Regions from separate parts of the Homo sapiens genome. Here region 1 is linked to region 2. Evidence: chromatin loops called from intact Hi-C (ENCODE). Cell type or tissue: heart right ventricle. All regions are shown on one strand. Each heading gives the region's core, and the rest is flanking DNA. Links, peaks and the distances in the headings are about the cores only. Region 1 has its middle 130 kb from the start of LINC01179. Region 2 holds the start of LOC105377521 (a long non-coding RNA gene).

Evidence for each region. A loop is a pair of places that touch in the nucleus more often than their neighbours do. Peaks named below come from ENCODE experiments on the same cell type or tissue, not always from the same donor. Only the 100,000 strongest peaks of a DNase experiment are listed, where the experiment ranks them.
Region 1: it touches region 2 in a loop (2.3-fold over the local background); 3 of 110 quality-filtered maps call a loop at or near these places.

What each region holds. Positions count from the first base shown.
Region 1 is chr4:165,549,608-165,559,535 of GRCh38, forward strand. It overlaps the pseudogene NOL8P1. Among named protein-coding and RNA genes, the nearest start is that of LINC01179, 130 kb to the right of the region's middle. In heart right ventricle, for the core only: no CTCF peak of the experiment used is centred there; no DNase peak of the experiment used is centred there.
Region 2 is chr4:165,849,742-165,859,669 of GRCh38, forward strand. LOC105377521 (a long non-coding RNA gene) reads right to left here and starts at 5,963. Exons shown (of 3, transcript XR_939420.1): 1 at 5,913-5,963; 2 at 4,548-4,631. In heart right ventricle, for the core only: a CTCF peak has its summit at 5,681; no DNase peak of the experiment used is centred there.

The DNA of each region.
Region 1 (9,928 bases), core at 785-8,784, 300 kb before region 2:
TCACACGAAGGCGGTTTTTCGTCATGGCATTATACTCCTTGTCTCCTTCAGAGTCAGCTAATTCTGATGCAGAATCAGCATCTTCATTGCTATTGGAGTGAGAGGGAGATTTGCAATTAAGAGCCTTTAATCCATGACCGAGGGCTGACTCTACATTGCTTTTTCTTTCTTGTACTTTAATACAGTGATCAGAAGCTCACAGTTTTCTCTATTTTTGAAGGAAGTTTTCTTGTCTGTAGATTTTTCCATTTGTGAAAATTCTGTACTGTTTTTGACCTTAGCAACATTTTTTTTCATCGCAATGATTTCTTCTGTATCTCCTGAGTCATACTCACAATCATTTCTCGTAATATCATCATCACTGTCATGGCAAGAGGCACTATTTTTGATACCTAAACCTGTTGAAGAATGCAATTTGTGAACTCCTGATTTGAAGTTATCCCTTACAACTTCAAAGGGATCAGTTTCAGGTTCATTTATTGAGGATTGTATAGTTCTCTGTAAGTTTTCCTCTTTTGCAACCATCATTCTTAATTCATCTTTAGAATCAATATAATCATCAGAAATGCCACTTCTCTTCTTGGCAGTTTCCAATCCAGAAGTCCTAAAAGGTAGATTTTAAAGTTTCTGAGTATCAGAAACAGGTACAGGAGATGATTTAGGAGTAGTGGAATTAGAAGTTCTTTTTCTGTGCAGCTTGTTGCTGTGTTAAGGGTGGTCTCTCTATTACCCACCTGGGCCTTGGACTCATGGCCAGAGACCCAGTGGAACTCTCATCCCTCTGCACTTTTATCATCTTCTTGGGAGGGCCATGAAAGTCAGAGAAGTCTCCTCACCATTTCTTACTCATAGGGTCATTCCCTCCTTCCAGTTCCCAAGTCAGGCTGGATATAGGAATGGTGTTTGTGAAATCCTCCCCTATCTTCTTTAGGTTGTGGCAGTATTTTGAGGGATCATATTTTATAATTTTACATTTATGATAAATTTTAAGGTGAAGAACAAGTAACACTCTTCCAAATTTGCTCACAACCCAATTCTTATACCCTGGCGCTTCTGTCCCTGGCGCAGCTTTCATATGGAATTCCACTCCTCCTATCTTTTCTAACAAGTTGATGTTACCTGTTGTTGATTTTCCTTTCTTAGCTTTTGCTTCTTCTTTCTCTTGGGCCAATCTGTGCAAAAAGCTTTCTTTTGCTAGTTGAATTTGTAATGTTCTACCTTTCCATTTTGTTTTATTTAAAACGGATATACATTTTTTCAGGTCTGCTTCTGCTACACTGATGCTGATATATGCAAAGACTTTCTGTGGGTTTCCATGGTCATCTTTCCGTGTGATGATCTCCACATCTGAAACTTCTGCAAATCTGCTGAACTGATTTTGGAGGACTGTTTCAGAAATTTCCTGGCTAAGACCATCCACATAAAGGGGCTTCATTTCTCTTTCACTTTCATGAAAGCTGGTGGTGTGTTTTAGTGGGAAAAGTAATTTTCTCAGCCTTCCTTCTCTGAGAAGACCCAGAGAAGTAAAGAGAGAGGCTTGGAAACGGCCTTGTGATTCTCATGCCCCAAACCCACTCCTCACCATGTCATCACCTAAAGCCAGCACTGCTGCAGCCCCTGAATTCACTTTTTAAAAGGCCTGGTAGGCCGGGCGTGGTGGCTCACGCCTGTAATCCCAGCACTTTTGGAGGCTGAGGCGGGTGGATCACCTGAGGTCAGGAGCTCGAGAGCAGCCTGGCCAACATGGCGAAGCCCCGTTTCTACTAAAAATACAAAAATTAGCCAGACGTGGTGGTGGGCACCTGTAATCCCAGCTACTCAGGAGGCTGAGGCAGGAGAATTGCTTGAACCTAGGAGGCGGAGGTTGCAGTGAGCCAATATCGTGCCACTGCACTCCAGCATGAGCAATAAGAGTGAAACTCCGTCTCAAAACAACAACAACAACAACAACTACAACAACAATAAACAAAAGGCCTGGTAATGGCGTTAGGTTGTGTGAGAGAATGTCCTTGTTTGTGAGAGCTATATGCTAAAATATTTAGGGATAAACTGTCATGTTGTTGCCAACGTACTTTAGGATGGCTTGACAGAAAGAAGTGTGTGTAGGTTCCAGTTTTAGTTCTTTCGGGATGTTACAACAAAATACCATAGACTGGAGTGCTTATAAACAACAGAAATCTATTTCTCACAGTTCAAGAGTGTGGGCAGTCCAAGGTCAAGGCATCAGCAGATCTGGTGTCTGGTGAGAACCTACTTTCTGGTTCATAGATGCCGCCTTTTTACTGTGTCCCCATGTGGTAAAAGAGGTGAGGGGTCTTTTTCAGACTTTTTTTTTATAAGGGCAATAATTCCATTCATGTGAATTCTACCTCCCCAAAGTCCTAACTACTAATATCATCATCCTTGGGGTTAGGATTACAACATATGAATTCTGGGGGGACACTAACATTCTGACCATGGCAATACCTATATAGAGAGATGAAGCAGGAGCAAGAAGATTATTAATAGTTGGTGTGTATAGGCAAGGGTATACCAATGTTCACTATACATTTCTTTAATTTTTGTGTGGATTTGAAATTTTTCAAAATAAGAAAAATAGTATCTATGGGAATCAAGGGAAAATATTTTTCCCTTCACTTTTTATGCCTGTTGTCCTCTACACTTAGTAATTATTTCATGACATGAAAGCCCTGCTTTGATTTGTTAGCTTTGTCCTATGTATGGAGCTTAGTTCTGAAGACTTAGACTCACCCTATTACTTTGCAGGTGATCAGGATGTTGTAGAGACAGTGAGTTTAGATTTCTAGGACATATTTTCTTTTGGGACTCTTCTTTGATTAATATGTGAAGTGACTGCAAGGGACCTTGTGAAGGTCTTGGTTCTTGTTATTCCCTGCAGCTGCAAGAGCGGGTTCCAGAAGGCCAGGGAAGAAATGCGGTAAATACATGGTACATTCCTTGTGGCTCAGCAGAAGGACTGAAAGATCCCTGGAACAAGTAGGAAAGAAATACCTTGAGACTTTTTACATGCACGTCTGTTACAGCCATCATGTCAGTGCATTTTATAGCATTTTGTCCGCCTCCTTTCAAAGACAGATTTTGGCAGTCTCGGCATGGTAGTCATGCATTTTCAACTACCTGCATGGGGCATCTCTACCATCTCAAGATGGTAGAGAGAAAAAAATTGGGGGGTGGGGTAGTGGTGGGGAGGATCATCTTCTCTTAAATTTTATTTCTCCAAAGATAAGAAAAAACTCAAATCATAACTTTGTAGTTATATACCTTTTGAAAAAACTGATCGGTAAGGAACTATTTTATTAAACAATTGTTGAATGAAAGAGGAGAAGGTGTGGTGCTATAAGATTCTTTGCTAAATGGAGTTTTTATATTAAAATTATGGATACAAATATTAGGTGATTTTATTAATTGAATCCCTGCTATGTGCTTCCTTTTAATATAATAACTTGACATTAAGAAAATTCTGTCCTTAAGAAACTCAAGAATACATTAGTGACTCTATCTTAATCATTTTAATGTTTCTATAAAGGGAGAATATCTGACTTTTATGTTTTTACTGAGTTTGAGAAGTATTTGGGGGATTATAATTCTCATAAGCGTCTTTGACTTCCAGTTTTCCTTCTCCTAAGAGCAGTGACATAGCAGATTGAAGATTAATGATGGTCTGAAGGGAGCTGGGATATGCACATTGTATTCAATGTCATTGAAGAAATGTGCTTTGAGTATCCACCATGTACCAGGCATGGTGCCAATGCAGATAAAAATGCAAGAAAGGCCATTTCACAGAATCTATTTGTTGACTGTCAATGACACAAGAACATGTATTTGGAGGCGCTTGGCTATTTTTGCTGGGTTGGTCTTCATGGATGGACATTACTATTCTCTTTCTGTTTTAAATCCATAGACAAGAAAGCCCTGACCAACCCCTTCTTGGACTATTCCAATTTTGTCTCACATAATTTATTGGGGAAAATGAGTTCCATATGTTTAATAAAGTTGTTCCAGAACTACCTCCTTTCTGGCTCATGTTTAGTATTTTGGGATTTGGTGGCTGTGTTTATGGTCAACAAAAGCATGATCTTCATCACTTTTATGTCTTCTTTAACACATACCTCTTCAACTATTCTGTCTTTCAGATGTAAAAATCTTTGCCTTCTTACTTCATCATCATTTTCTCTTTAAACTTATGTGAGGGGGTAGACAATCCTGAATACCATTAGGATTTACCCTAACCCTGTTTTCCATGGAAAAGAATATGTAAACTTCCATTAGGAAGTATGTGAAAGAAACTTTCCTTTAAATAAAAATGTGTAAGTGTTTAGAATTGCCCTTGCAAAGCTCTAAATCAATCACCCAGGGCTAATACATCACTTGAGGAGATGGGCTAGTGGCATTCTCATGAACGATCACCTGTGATTACAGAGCTCTGGCTGGCCCAAGATTTTGCTCTCCTGTGGGATTTGACACCATTGATCATTTTAGTTTCCTGCATCAGCCATGCACAGAAAGTCTTAATGGGACAGTATGCAAAATGCATTCTCATTACATTTGTTCTCTTTCTGTTATCAATAACCCAAGGTCATTTTAATATTCTTAATCATTTCTCTCTGAAGAGTATGCCTTTTAGAGCCACATGGCTTACCTTTCAGAAGAAATGATTCAGAACAAGAAGTTAGGTTTTAATTTTGAGATATTTAGACAAGGATGGACTTAGGCAATTGTGGAGGCTTTCACTCTTCTTTGCCAGCAGGTTTCACGTCCATTTTTCCTTCCCAGTCGCTCCTTTGAAACCTTTATTTCAAGCCAACAGTAGAGTTTTATGTATGAATTTTAAAAATTACTTTTCCATTTAACATATTTTAATTTTTTTGATGTTACTTTCTGTTTGTTTTACTATCATTTAAATAGTTTTATTTCATTCAATAAATGTGCCCTCATGTAATCCCTTGTGGTTGGACATCACTTTTCACTATTCACTTCTGTAATAGCATTGAAATGAACATTCCTGTAGTGAAAACTTTCAAGATATTCATGATAATTTCCTTAGGTCAAATTCTTGGATATGAAATTATTATGTCAAAAATAGGCACATCATTAAGTCTTCTTATACAAGTTATGAAGCATTATGATGTGAGAATCACATTTCCTCTCACCCTCTGCAAAATTAGATATTATAATAATCTGCTTGAATATGATGTATTGAACTCTCATTGATTATATCCGTATTTCTTTGATTATTGTAAGTTTGGAATTTTTAGCAGATTTTTGGTTTCTATTGTTTTATCTTGAAAAATACCCAATACAGTGATAAATCAGGGCCTGAAGTGTCATAATTTATAAGCTTACTTGCTGATGTCCAAGGAATAGCTTTTTTCAGTGCACAGAGTTTTAAGGATGTAAAATGTTCAAATAAATGCTTTCTAGTCGCACACTAATTCCTGTCTCCCTTCCAGGGTGAGATTGATTGATATTGCTTAAGTTAATATCAATGTAAATGCATCTGTTTAAACCCATCCCTTAATGTCTTTGAATTTTCTTTTTGCATTTGATGTCAAATGAATATATTCTTTAATTATTGATGAATAGTGACTGAGATGGCTAAAGTTAAGGGAGAAATCAATCATTTAATGTTTATTGGGCCCACTGGATAGTTGGATGTATATTAGACCTCTCCCAGCAGGCAATGACGGTGGACCGTACCCAAGAGTCCAGAGCCATAAAGTGAATTCCTTTCAGCATTTCATAGATAAACCATGCAGCGTACTCAGAAAAACACGGGCTAATCTTTTTTTCCTTGATCTCTCTCCTGTGTCACTATATCTCCAGCTCTATCTTTCACTTCTACTCTTTTCCTCTTACCTTATCAATTTTTTTCTCCTCACTCATATTTCCTTCCTCTGTCATTGTATAATGTGTTTTGAAAAGAGAGGATTTTAAACGTTCTCATCACAAAGAAATGATAAATATGTGAGGTCATATGGAGTGTAATCATTTAACAATGTATACATGTACCAAAACATCACATTGTACCCTATAAGTATATACAATTATTATTTGTCAATTAAAAATAAAAGAAAATAAAAAGAAGTATTCATTAATCTTCCCTCCATATTTTGTTTTGTTTTTTCCTATCTTAATTTATGGACAAGATCACACCAAATCACTTCTACAGGGAAGGGGTGTGATAAGAAAGAAGTCTCCTCCTGGCTTTGAGTTTCAAAGAGTAGAAGAGTTGCTGCATACCCTTACCAACATTTGGTGTTGTTTTACCAATCTTGTGGGTGTGAAATGTGATATTTTTAATTGTAATTTTATTTATTTGATTATAAGTGAAGTTGATTCTTAGGAATTGTTTACATAGTCTAGATATTTTATTAATCCTTTCTTAGTTACTATTATAGACTGCGCGTTTATGTTAAGGACAAATCTTGCTTAAATCTGAGAGCAAAGTAGGTGATAAAGAGAAAAGCATATACGACAACAGCATGAAGTATGTTCACACACTATACACACACACACACACATATATATATATATATATATGCAGTGCATAGGTAAAGATTAAATAATTATAATAAAATGAACAACCATATGCCCACCACTCAGTCTGAGAAATAAAATACTTCTGGTAATTTGAAAATTATCAAATTGTCCTCCCCCTCAATTACACTCAGAGGAGTAATTTTCTGTAAATAATTCCCATAGTTTTCTTCATATCACAATGAACATGTATTTGTGTATTCCCAGATACAGCGCTTGGTTATGCCAATTTTTGAATATGCCTCACTTCACCCAGTGGACTCTGCATTCAAATTTTCTGGGCTTGAGATCCCAGTTCATCACCTTGGTAGGAAGCTATATCAACTTGGGAAATTTATTTCTTCTGTTCAGTCATAATTTCCTCATCCATAAAACGCTAACAGTAACTGTACACAGCTCATATCATTCTTGTGGGATTAAATTATATATATGGCACTTAGCCAAGAGCTTGGTAATAGTAAGCAATTTACATATTCACTATTATCATTATTATTACTATTATGATTACATTCTTCAGTGACTCATGCCTCATATTATGGTGATGTATGTGGCTATAGTTTGTCACTGCCATATAGTATTTCACTATATGTATATGCCATAACTGATGTATTCATTTTAATGCTGATGGGCATTTGGACTGTTTCCAGAATTTGGCTATTATAAATATTACTGGTAAGAATATTTTTGTACAGGTCTTGTTGCACAAGGATGAGAGTTACTCTAAGATTTTAGGTTATATGCCCAAGAGTAGACCTGCTGGGCACATTCCTCTTTACTAGGGCACATATGCACATTCCTCTTTACTAGGTAGTGCCAAATAATTTTCTAAAGCAATTATACCAATTTATCTCCCCACTGGTATGTAGAAAAGTTGCTTCACAGTCTCACCAACACTTGATGTTGTCTTACTAATCTTTTTGAAACTGCTACCTTGTCTGGTGTATATACCCTGGGGTTTGCTGTCTCGTGCCGAGAAAGAATTTAGGACATGGACACATGTGGGTGGGTTAAGGAATGGAAAGTTTAATAGACAGAAGAAAGGAGAGAGGAGAGCAACTCCTTGCAATAGAAAGAGAGAGAGAGGGAGAGAGAGAGAGAGACAGACGTCGGAAAAATGGGGGAGGTGGCAGACCACAGCAGATTTTATATGCAAGCTGAAGGCAGTGTCTGATTTATGTAGATTGGTTCCATCAGGTATGACGTTTACATGAAGCGTGGGGAAGGCTGGTTGCCTCATCCTAATCTTGTTATGCAAATGGGCTTTCCAGTGGATCAGGCCATTTTGTCTGCTCTTTACTGTACAGGTGGCTTACAAAGAGAAGGGAAGATGGAGCCGCCATCTTGAATATGTCTAGTCCCTAGTTCCTGCCAGCATTTACCTGTGCAAGCTCCCAGCTTGCTTATCAATGTCTGCAGCTCGACTTTACAGGCTGCTCTTTGTTAGAAAATGATTTAACGCTGCTTTTCATTAAAGAGAAAAGCCTTACCAAGGACTCCCATGCCCTTACTATATGCCCAAGTGATTTCTTCTTAACTTCTATATCATTTTGGGTGTGAAATGTGATCTCTTTTTTATTTTAATCTTATTTCTTTGATTACAAGTCAGGTTGATTTATAGGAGCTGTTTACATAGTCTAGATATTAATCCTTTCTGATTTACTGTTACAAACTGCATGTTTTTGTCTCCCGAAAATTTATGTGCTGAAGCCCTAGCTGCCACTGGGATGGTGTTAGGAAGTGGGGCCGTTGGGAGGTGATTAGGTGTAGGTAAGACCATGAGAGTCAAGCCTCCATCATGGATTAGTGTCTTTATAGGAAGAGAAAGAGGCTAGAACACATTCTCTTCATCATGTGCAGATACAAGAGTAAGAATAAGGTGCCTGTCTGAAAACCAAGATGGGGGCCCTCATTGGAGACTGGATCTGCTGGCACCTTGCTCTTGGGCATCTCAGCATCTGGAACTGTGGGAAATCAATGTTTGTGGGTGAGGCCACTCACTGTATGGTATTCTACTGTAGCATCCCACACTGACTAAGACAGTTACTTATGTTGCAGTTGTTCATTCCTCCTTTGTGGCTTGTTTTTAAATTGTCAGTGGTAACTTTGGATGAACAGAAGTTCTTAATTTCAATGTGGTTGAACTTATCAAATGTTTCCTTTACGGTAAGTTTCATGGCTAATTTTATGTGTCAACGTGAGGGTCATGAAGTGCCCAGACATTTGGTCAAGTATTATTCCGGGTGTGTCTGTGAGGGTGTTTCTGGATGAGGTTAGCATTGGAATTGGTAGGCTCAGCAAAACAATTGTCCTCCCTAATGTGGATGGGCCTCATCCAGTCAGTTGAGAGCCTGAATTGAACTAAAACGCTGATCCTCCCTTGAATAAGACAGAACTCCTCCAGCCTGCCTGCCTTGAGCTGGGACATTGGCTCTTTCCTTCCCTGGACTTGAACTGAAACATGAGCTCTTTCTGAATTCTAAGCCTGCTGGAATTTGGACTGAAACTACACCATTAGCTCTTCTGAGACTTCAGCATGTAGATTGCAGATATTGGGATATTTCAGTTTCCATAATTGTGTGAGGCAATTCCTTATATCATCTTCCATATATACATACATTCTATTGCTTCTGTTTCTCTGGAGAATCCTAATACAGTTAGCCTTTGTTTGGTCTTCTTTAGGAAATCATTTACTCCTCTAGGGTCCTACTGATAGTTTTCTATACTACCTTCTAAAAGTTTTATAGTTTTACCTTTCAAATAAAAGATTTTAATCTACCATAAATTAACTTCTGTACATGTTGGGAAGTATAGATTAAATTTTATTCTTTTCTCTGTAATAACCAATTAATCTAGAACCTTTATTGAATGTTCCATCCTCTCTACACTGATCGGAAGTGCATGATCTTCCATAAATTAAGTATATTTCTCTTTATGGGACTGTTTCTGCTTTCCATATTCCTTTAATCTGGGCTGTTTGCCTATCCTTGAACTATCTTAATTATTACAGTTTTATAACAGAACTTGATATCTAGCAGGGCAAGTCCACCTACCTTCTTGTTATTTAACAAGTGTTTTGGCTTTTCCTGTTCCTTTACTATTTGAGATAAATTTTAGAATCAGCTTGCTTAACTTCCTGGAAAACTCTCTCGAGGTTTTAATCAGAATCACATGAAATCTACAGATGAATTTAGGTAAAATTTACTTTATTCGAATATTGAATCTTCTTATTAAAAAATGTTGTATTGCTCCCTATATATTTAGGTTTTCTTTAATATCTTTCAACAACATTTTCTAATTTTCTTTATAATGGGCATATCTGTGCTTTGTTAGGTTTGTTTTCCGGTACTTAATATTTTTTCTTGTGGTTGTA
Region 2 (9,928 bases), core at 1,027-9,026:
CCTTATCAACTCCCAAGTTCATAGTATCTACCTCTCCTTAGCTAAGCAGTGAGTTGGAAAGCAGTGGAAGGGAAAAATGATGCTAGGATTTCTCCCTGTGGCCTGGATCAAAGCCTAGGGCCCACTACTGAGAAGGTTCAGAGCCCAGACCAAAAAGGTGTAGATCCAGGGAGCAGGTACACCCACATGAATTTAGGAACTTAAGGCGAAGGCCAGTTGTCTTAGTCCATTCTCACACTGCTATGAAGAGCTACCTGAGATTGAATAATTTATAAAGAAAAGAGATTTAATTGGCTCACAGTCCCGCAGGCTGTACAGGAAGCATGGGTAGGGAGGCCTCAGGAAACCTTCAATCATGGCGGCAGGCGAAGGGGAAGCAGGCACGTCTTACATGACTGGAACAGGAGGAAGAGAGTGAAGGGGGAGGTGCCACACACTTTTAAACAACCAGATCTCATGAGAACTCACTCACTATCTTGAGAACAGCAAGGGGGAAATCCTCCCCCATGATGTAATCATCTCCTACCAGGCCTTACCTCCAACATTGGGGATTACAATTCAAAATGAGATTTCTATGGGGGCACAGAGCCAAACCATATCACCATGTTGGTTGCACCCAAGTGTGTCAGGACTACCTGGCTCCCGAGGAGACCACAAGGAGCCTTAAAGGGAAGACCAAGTGTGCACAGATTTAAAAAATAAGTTAAAATAATAATTAAAATCTTAAAGAAGGCATCAAGATAATTTAACTATATAGCTTCTATTCAGTAATCTCTTAGATATCGCTGTACTCATCTTTCCTTGTTTTTTTGTGCTTTACCTAATCTGGATACTTCGCCAGATTAGAATTGTTCTCTTTATTATTAGTATTCCTTTTCATTATTCTGCTTAGAGTTTTAATAACTTAATGAGGGTTGAAGAATACTGAAAGTCATGCAGGCTCAACATTGGGCAACAATCTGACAAAATAATACACTTAAAAGAGGCCAGGTCATTTGCTTGATGCCATAATTTCTGGGCCAAGCAATGAAGGCAGTGTCACAGGCCATTCAAGTATATAGCTTTGTTTCTCCTCTCTGCACTTAGGGAAGCTGAATCCCAGTATTATCTCTTTGAAATGCGAGGTCCTACAAGTGTATATCCTCATATTAGCCTTAAGTTTAATTAATCAAATGGTCTCTCCAGTGTATGACTTGATTATATTGTAATTCCTTGACACAGTTGATATTTTATTTATAATTCAGTATTAACTGTAAGGAATTTAATTTTTTCAGGTTTCTAATTGAATTCTGAAAAATCACGCAGTCCTCTAACTGAGTCTCTTATGTTACATTGATATAGCACGAGTCAAATGAAATATTTTATCATGAATTTTTTTAAGCAATATGAAAAATTACATATAGATTCCTTTTTTTATTTAAGGATATATTATACCAAAACTATTACTGTACATTAACATTTTAATTGTATTAATTTTTTCTGTCACTTGTATCTTCCTTTGTATCTTCCAGTTCAGAAGGGAAACCCTTTTTTCCTCTTAAATCATTTCTTGCTCTGTGAGCTACTATGGTGGTTAGGTTGGCAAGAGCCATTCCAGGCATGTGAATGTGGTTAAAAGCTATTTTTTTTCTCTCTCTTTCCCATATACACATTGCCACATATAGCCATACACTACACACACACACACACACACACACACACACACAGAAAGCCACTATTAATCTGTAATGATCCGGAGGAATTCTAGGTATAAGAATGTTTGGAATGCCCCTAAGATAATGAATTTTTCATTCATGATCTTTCGTGCCAGGACTGCTGTGACTGCTAAGACACGCCACACAGTTTCATGGGAAGAAACAGTGCCCCTTTGCCAGAGCCCAGTTAGCAAATTAGTATTATAATTATTATCAGCCATCTTACAACATCCGGCAGCAATCGAGATATCATTTTTTTCTCCTAAAATGCAAGTTAAACGGTGTAATTACATATGGTTCTATGAATTATCTTTTACTGTCAACCTCGATCATCTCCAAACCTCAAGTTAAATAATTCAAGATTATAAGCTCAAGTAACATAATATATAAAAATTAATGTATTGCTAATTTTAAAGTAGTCCTGACAGAGAGGCTGATGTAAATGAGCTATTTTTACCATGCTTTTTGCCAACTGTACTGTCTGAAGATGCTGGCCAATGTTTGAAAGCTCTTTTAACTCAGAACTCCCTCAGATGTTCTTTTATGATAAGGAATAAAGGAGAAAGCAGAAAAGCTTTGTATCTGTGGTAATGAAAGAAGGTCAGAAGCTATAGCATGTAGATTTTTGGAAAAGAGTCAGAACTTTTTAGAGAGAAAAGATAAAGATTATTAGCAACACTGACCTTGCAATCCACTGTAATCATTCCTAGGCTAAACTGAAGCTTTTGTGGAACAAATAACATGTTGACCCCCAAAATAACCTCATTATGACTATGAACAATAGTAAAGTACATAGGCAGAAGCCACAAGAGGCTTTGTTTTAAATTATAGCAGCAACATCAGACTCACATAAACTCTAAGCAGAACCTCCTCCATGTTTTACCTTTTTTGAACATAGGAGGATTGCATATACTGTACTTTTCTTGTTTGCATTATCACTATACTGATCATATATTATCATCTTTTGATAGTGACAGGGATGCTATTATTATTATGCAGGAAGAGGAAGAAACCGAGACTGTCCACGGGAAGTGAGACTACATAGTCATCCTAGAAATATATTCATGATGAAGAAAAGATGTTATTAAGCATATGTGCCCTCTGGGATTTGAATAGTGGGTTCTAGTTTGTGACACAATCTAACAATAAATAAGTTCAACTGGCAAATTTGATTAACATAGAGATTTGTTGCCAGGAAAAAAAAAGTGATCTATTTTCACCCAAGTTTCAGCCACAATGTTTTAAAAGTTATGTTCAACGGACAGTGATAATATGATCTAACAAGTATCAGAAATGGAGTCTCCTGTATGAATTGCAAGTGTAATAAAACAAGTTGGTGTAAATATAGGTCTATCAGTAGAAATCTCCTCGGGTGCAGTTTTTGTTTTTAAAGACCTGCAGAACATTGTGGGAATTCCAATAAAATATATGTATGGATCCCCACACAGAAATTCCAGTATGTTTCTGTTTTGTAGAAGGATATTTAACAATCAGTCTAGAGAATTCAGTAGTCATAATTAATACTATTGACAAATCATTTAGGAAAAAGGAAATTTCTGTCAAAAATAGTATCAAAATACACATGAACACCAAAGATTAGGCCCAATTTAGTTATTCCTTCAATTGCTACCTTAATTTTTAAGGCTGCTTTTATGTGAAACTGTGGTATTTCACTAAAATATTCCAAAGTTCGTTTATTCTATCTAAAGGGCAACTAGTAAATACATACATCTACTTTGAGTTTTAATTGAATAAATTATTTAAAACACCTAAACCCGTCATATCTAGTGGTACAATCTGACTCTGTTTAGACATTCCAAGTCTAAAACTGATCGATAGGTTTCTGGGATCAATGAAAAGAATACTGAAATAACAACCAGGAGGCCTAGCTGGATGGAACTAGTCTTGTGAAACTGTGGGTGAATGGTTAAGTCTCTTTGAGAGTTAGTTTTCTAACCTATAAGGAGGAAAGTACTGGATTAGATTGTCCCTTAGGTCCTTTCCAGCTCTGACATTGTATACTTTCTGTCCCAGTGATTCAAACAACCAAAACTGTTTTACTGTTATCTGACCATTAGACTCTAGAAGATGATCCTCTTATCTTGTAAGCATTTATGAGTCAGAAAATGGCTCTCATGAAAATGCATCAAAAGTTAATTGTATTTAAATGAATACTAGAAAAAAAAGTTTTTTGTTTTGGATTTCCAACCTAGAATGATAATACCTTTCTAAAAGTTTCCCTCCAAATACCTTCATGTTGGCAATCAGCTGCTCTGAGTGGCATTATCTAAATACTGTGTTTCCGTATGTCACATTTTTTAATTTCACTTTTATATGAGAAAATAATCAAATTTGGTTCATAAGGATTCAATTTCTGGAGAAATTTGGCGGAAATTTCTATTTTTTTTTTCTTTGCAGAAGCATCTCTGCCAGCTACAAGTGAGAGTCCATATGTTGTGTGGTATATAAAGAGAAACTGCTCCTGATTTCTTTCACACCTGAACTACTCTATTGCAGATGTTCCAAAGAATGTCTACCTCAGAAGGAGCTGCAAAATAGATTATAAAATTATCCTGGCATAATTTACTGAAGGAAAAATGGATAGTATTTACTAACATTTTCTCACACCATTACATAGAAGAAGGCAGCTAGTAACTTTGCTAGATACTAGAGTACCATTTAAAGAAACTGGGTGAACAGAAAGGCTTATTGTCCCTTACTAAAAATGATTTCCACACTGAATAGTTACACCTGGCTATGTGCTTTCTGAGACCTTGATTTTTCTCTGTTACATTTTTAATTACAGTAGTCGTTTACAATTTATAATATGCAATCATTTACAATTATAAATACCTGTAATCTTAGTTTTGCAAGTTGGGTTTCTTGTAAGCATTGTGCCTCCATAGTAATTCCAACATGCTTGTATTATCCACCATCCTGTAGAGAATGAGAGCCATAGCTGGGCGCAGCAGCTCATGCCTGTAATCCTAGCACTTTGGGAGGCGGAGGCAGGCAGATCACAGAGTCAGGAGTTCGAGACCAGCCTGGCCAACATAGTGAAACCTCGTCTCTACTAAAAATACAAAAAAAAAAAAAAATTAGCCAGGCATGGCAGCATGTGCCTGTAATCCCAGCTACTTGGAAGACTGAGGCAGGAGAGTCGCTTGAATCTGGGAAGCAGAGGTTTCAGTGAGCGAGCTGAGATCGCGCCATTGCACTCCAGCCTGGGTGACAGAGCCAGACTCCATCTCAAAAAAAAAAAAAAAAAAATGAGAATGAGAGCCATGTACACAATGAATACAGGTCTCATGACAGAGGCTGTCCATAGCAGGACTGCTTGCAGGTGCAAGTTCGTATGCACAAAGCATTCAGATTCTACTACTTTAGGATTTCATTCATCTCTAAGTCTCTGAATCAGAAAATTGCCCCAAGAATAGATACCCTCCTAGTGTGAACATAAATTTGTATATGTCTTTCCTTCTTAAATAGGCACTCCCTAGATTGAATCCTAATAACTTTATCCAATAAAAAGTCTGTGTATAATTAGTTCAAACTGTGAAAACAGTGATGTGGTGGTGTCTGCAATCTAAATCACTCCATAGAATGCTATGTTAACTGTTCTCCCGACAATAAATAATGAATGTCGTTTCTAAATATGCCAAATAGAATTAGGTTCTATGTATGCTGTATTGTATATTTTCAAAGCATCTTATTTTAATATCCAGAGAATGCCACGTAAAACCTTGAAAGTACTTATCCATGCCTAAAGAAAGACAATAAATATCCATTTTTTTCCAAGCTGATTAATCATTCAGTCACATTTGTGATTAAGAAATACAGAATAATCCAGGAGATGTCTTAGAGACTTAGAGAGGCCCTTCTGGTGTTTAACTAGAATTTAACATGAAAGTTACATCCTATGACATGATGAAAACACAGTTCTGTGCATAAGACTATTACAAAGCAATGCTGACACCTACAGAGAATGTATGCAAATATCCAAGTTTAATTGGTATATGCTTTACTGACTGGCATTAATACTTTGAATTACAACTACCTCAATATATAAAAACAAGACAAATTAAGTTTGATGTGGTACATTTAAAATGACATTTAATTTGTAATGAAAATGCTCATTTTGTTATCCTTTCAATAAACTTCACATTGTAACATTATTGTTTGACTGTCAATATTTTAATAGTCAAGGGTGGGGCCTACCTGAACAACTCCATTGCTGTGGACCCATCTGCTGATGCAAACTGATGGTATATGTAAAAGAGATAATGAGAAACAAATATGTTTTTTCCTTTCTCTCCTACATTTGTGTAGTATTTCTAGCGAAGGAGAGTTATTGTCTTCTCACTGGGAGAACTAAGATAGAATTTTCCAGAATAAGTAACTGGAGGCCAAGGAGAAGCACAAACTACCCTTCTCCAACGTTTCCTCTACTGCCTCTTAATTCAGTATTGTAATAGAACTAGTCTTGAGAAACTTAAGGCAGAACATGAATTTGGTCCGAAGAATACTTTTTTGTGTGTAAGCAAAACTCACTACCCTTTTAATAAGCATTAACTAAAGGAAGGCAAAAATCATATCTTTATTATTTATTGAGTGCCTCGTAATCACATGAAGAAATTAGGCTGTGACAATGATGAAAAATCAGAGTCCACAGATTGTAATTTAAAGCTAAATATGCTACCAGCAATTCTGTTAGAAAATATCCCACTTATTTGCAATAAAAATGCCTAAGAATAACTTTAATCAAGAAAGTTCAGTGACTCTGTGAAAAAAAGTATGAAATTTTGCTGAGAGACAATAAAGCTCACTTAAATGAATACAAGAAACATGTTCCTGAATAAAAATATTAGAATAGGGATGTTGATTATCTCCTAATTAACTGTAGTTTTATATAATTTAAAAAAAAAAACTCCATGGATGCTTCAATAGCTTAAACTTGTTAGAAGTTCAGGGAAAAACAGCTAAATGCATTTTTAACAAGAAGATTAAAGAGAGAATAGTGCTAGCAAATAACTGTATACTGAATAAAATGTATGTTCTATAATATATATGATATACCAGTGGTCCCCAACCTTTTAGGCACCAGAGACAGGTTAATTTTTCCACAGACGGGGTGGAGATGCTGGTTTCTGGATGAAACTGCTCCACCTAAGATCATCAGGCATTAGTTAGAGTCTCATAAGGAGTGTGCAACCTAGATTCCTCACATGTGCAGTTTGCAAAATAGGGTTCGTATCCCTGTGAGAATCGAATACCCCTGCTGATTTGACAGGAGGAGCTCAAGCAGTAATGCTCACTTTTCTCCCCTCACCTCCTGCTGTGCAGCCAGGTTCCTAACAGGTCACAGACAGGTACTGGTCCACAGCTAGGGGTTTGGGGACCCTATATATATTTTATATATATATATATTTATATATATGTATATATAGTCCCCTATATATAAAAAAATAAATATAAATATAAAAAATGTGTGTGTGTGTGTGTTTTCAGATGGAGTCTCGCTCTCTCGCCCAGGCTGGAGTGCAATGGTGCGATCTCAGCTCACTGCCACCTCCACCTCCCGGGTTCAAGCAATTCTCCTGCCTCAGCCTCCCCAGTAGCTGGGAATACAGGTGCCCGCCACCACACCTGGCTAATTTTTGTATTTTTAGTAGAGACGGGGTTTCACCATGTTGGCCACGCTGGTCTGGAACTCCTGACCTCAGGTGATCTGCCTGCCTCGACCTCCCAAAGTGCTGGGATTACAGGTGTGAGCCACCACACCTGGCCCTATATACCATATTAAACATATATAATATGAAGCCAAAATGATTAGAACAATGTAGATCCAGAATTATATGGGCAGGTACTTCCAAAGAACAGGATCTATAGTTGAAAAGTAGACTTTAGTGTCACAAACTATAGTGAAAGGAAGAATATTTAATAAGAATGTGTTAGGAAAATTGATTTCCCAGTTTATTAAATTAGGAAAAACACAGAGAATGCAGAAAGCAAAGTGCACATAATATTTGAACTTTAGCAATGAACATTTTACTTTCATGAAGTAAAATGAAATCACAAAGTAAAGAGCAATTAAATTGAGATCACAAATGAAAATTTCTGTATGTCGCAAATATGTCACACAAATTAAAAAGAAAATAACAAACATGGGGAAAATACTTGCAGTGATTATGTAAGAAGTACAAATCCTTAAGGGAAATCCAAAAAATTCAATTGAAAACTAGTCAAAGATTATTAAAAAAAAGGTATTTCCAGGAGAACTAATACAAATGTTCAACCAATACAAGAAAACATTGAGCATGGTGGCAGGTGCCGGTAATTCCAGCTACTTGGGAGGCTGAGGCAGGAGAATCTGTTGAAACCAGAAGGCGGCGGTTGCGGTGAGCCGAGATTGCGTCACTGCACTCCAGGGTGAAAGAGTGAAACTCCATTTCAAAAAAATAAAATAAAATAAAATTTAAAAATAAAAGAAAACATCGTTCAACATTACTGTTTTTCCCAATATACAATTCTATTCCAGAAAACCTGTATCATTAGGTTCGGCAAACATTCACTATATTGTCACAAGCCCATCGTTATTTGCTCTCATGGGCTGTAACTCCTCCTTTTCTGTAATCTCAAATCCTCCTATTTTAAATCACATAAAATATCTTGTCCTATGTGGTGCCTTTTTCCAATCCTCACAGACAAATTTTTTTTTTACAAAACTTTCTTGTTTCCTATTATTACCTTTTTAATTAGATTTACCTCATACCAGCCTATATTTTGCTCCTATGCTAAATGTTTTACTTTGTTTCCTAATTGTAAGTCATTTTTAGCAAAATTGGCGACGTTTACATATCCCTGTCTTTAAAAGATGTGTCATGCCCAAAACAAAACAAAACAAAATGAAACAACAACAAAGCAAGACCAAAAGCAAGGGTGCTGACAGTTTGATTAATGTAAATAAAGACATTCACACATACAAATTCAGTTTTTTATGCTTCTGTAGGAAAAAACCTGTTCCATTCACATGCCCATGAGGCTTCTGCAAAAGCTGGTTGTATTTTGACTACAAAGAAAATGTGACTATATTCCAAACACACAAAAAATGTGCAAGGCTACCTTATTTGATTACACCACAAAAATATAATAAAATAAGAATTAATAATAAATTGGTAAAGAAAACTTAAAATTTTAAATGCAGTACTTGGAAGTTAAAAAAATAAGCTCTCTGGAAGATTAAAAAATAAATATTCTAAATAATTTTGGGTAAATAAAATAAAATTACAATAAAACTACATAGTATCAAAGATCATTGCAATGAGAAAACTAAGTTTTAAACCTCATGAAGTATTGCCTGAACTTTTTCCTAAAAAATACTTCATGTGGGCCGGGCGCGGTGGCTCATGCCTGTAATCCCAGCACTTTGGGAGGCCGAGGCGGGTGGATCAAGAGGTCAGGAGTTCAAGACCAGCCTGACCAACATAGTGAAACCCCGTCTCTACTAAAAAAATAAAAAAAATTTAGCCAGGATGGTGGCAGGCAACTATAGTCCCAGCTCGGGACCTATAGTCCCATTCTCCTGCCTCAGGAGGCTGAGGCAGGAGAATGGCGTGAACCCAGGAGGCAGAGGTTGCAGTGAGCCAAGTCCGCCACTGCACTCCAGCCTGGGCGACAGAGCGAGACTGTCTCAAAAAAACCCAAAAAACTTCATGTGGAAGATATAGTGGCTTAGCACACTGAGTATCTCTCAGCTTCCAGTTAGGGGGATTTTTCTGAATGACAGAAACTAGAAGGCTAAAATCTACTTTTCCATGACTTTGTTGCACCTAAATTTTTGGGTGTGAAATTGATTTGGCTAAGAGATATGTTCTTATGAGTTCCAGAACAACACTGCCCAATTGAAATATAGTGTGAGCCACCTATACAATTTTAAATCTTCTAGTGGTCACATTACAAAAGGCAAAAAGAAAACAGCCAAAATTAAAAATTAATTTTAAGAATGCATTTTATTTTACCCAATATATTTAATATTGAATACATTTCAAAATATTTTCATTTCATTATGTCATCAAGATTTAAAAATTGGAATATTTTACCTTCTTTCTTTCTTTTTCCCCATTATGTCTTTGAAATCTTGTGGTATTTTAAACTTAGAGCATGTCTCCATTTGGATTAGTCCTATTTCCAGTACTCAGTAGCCACATGTGATTAGTGGCTGCTGTGTTGGGCAG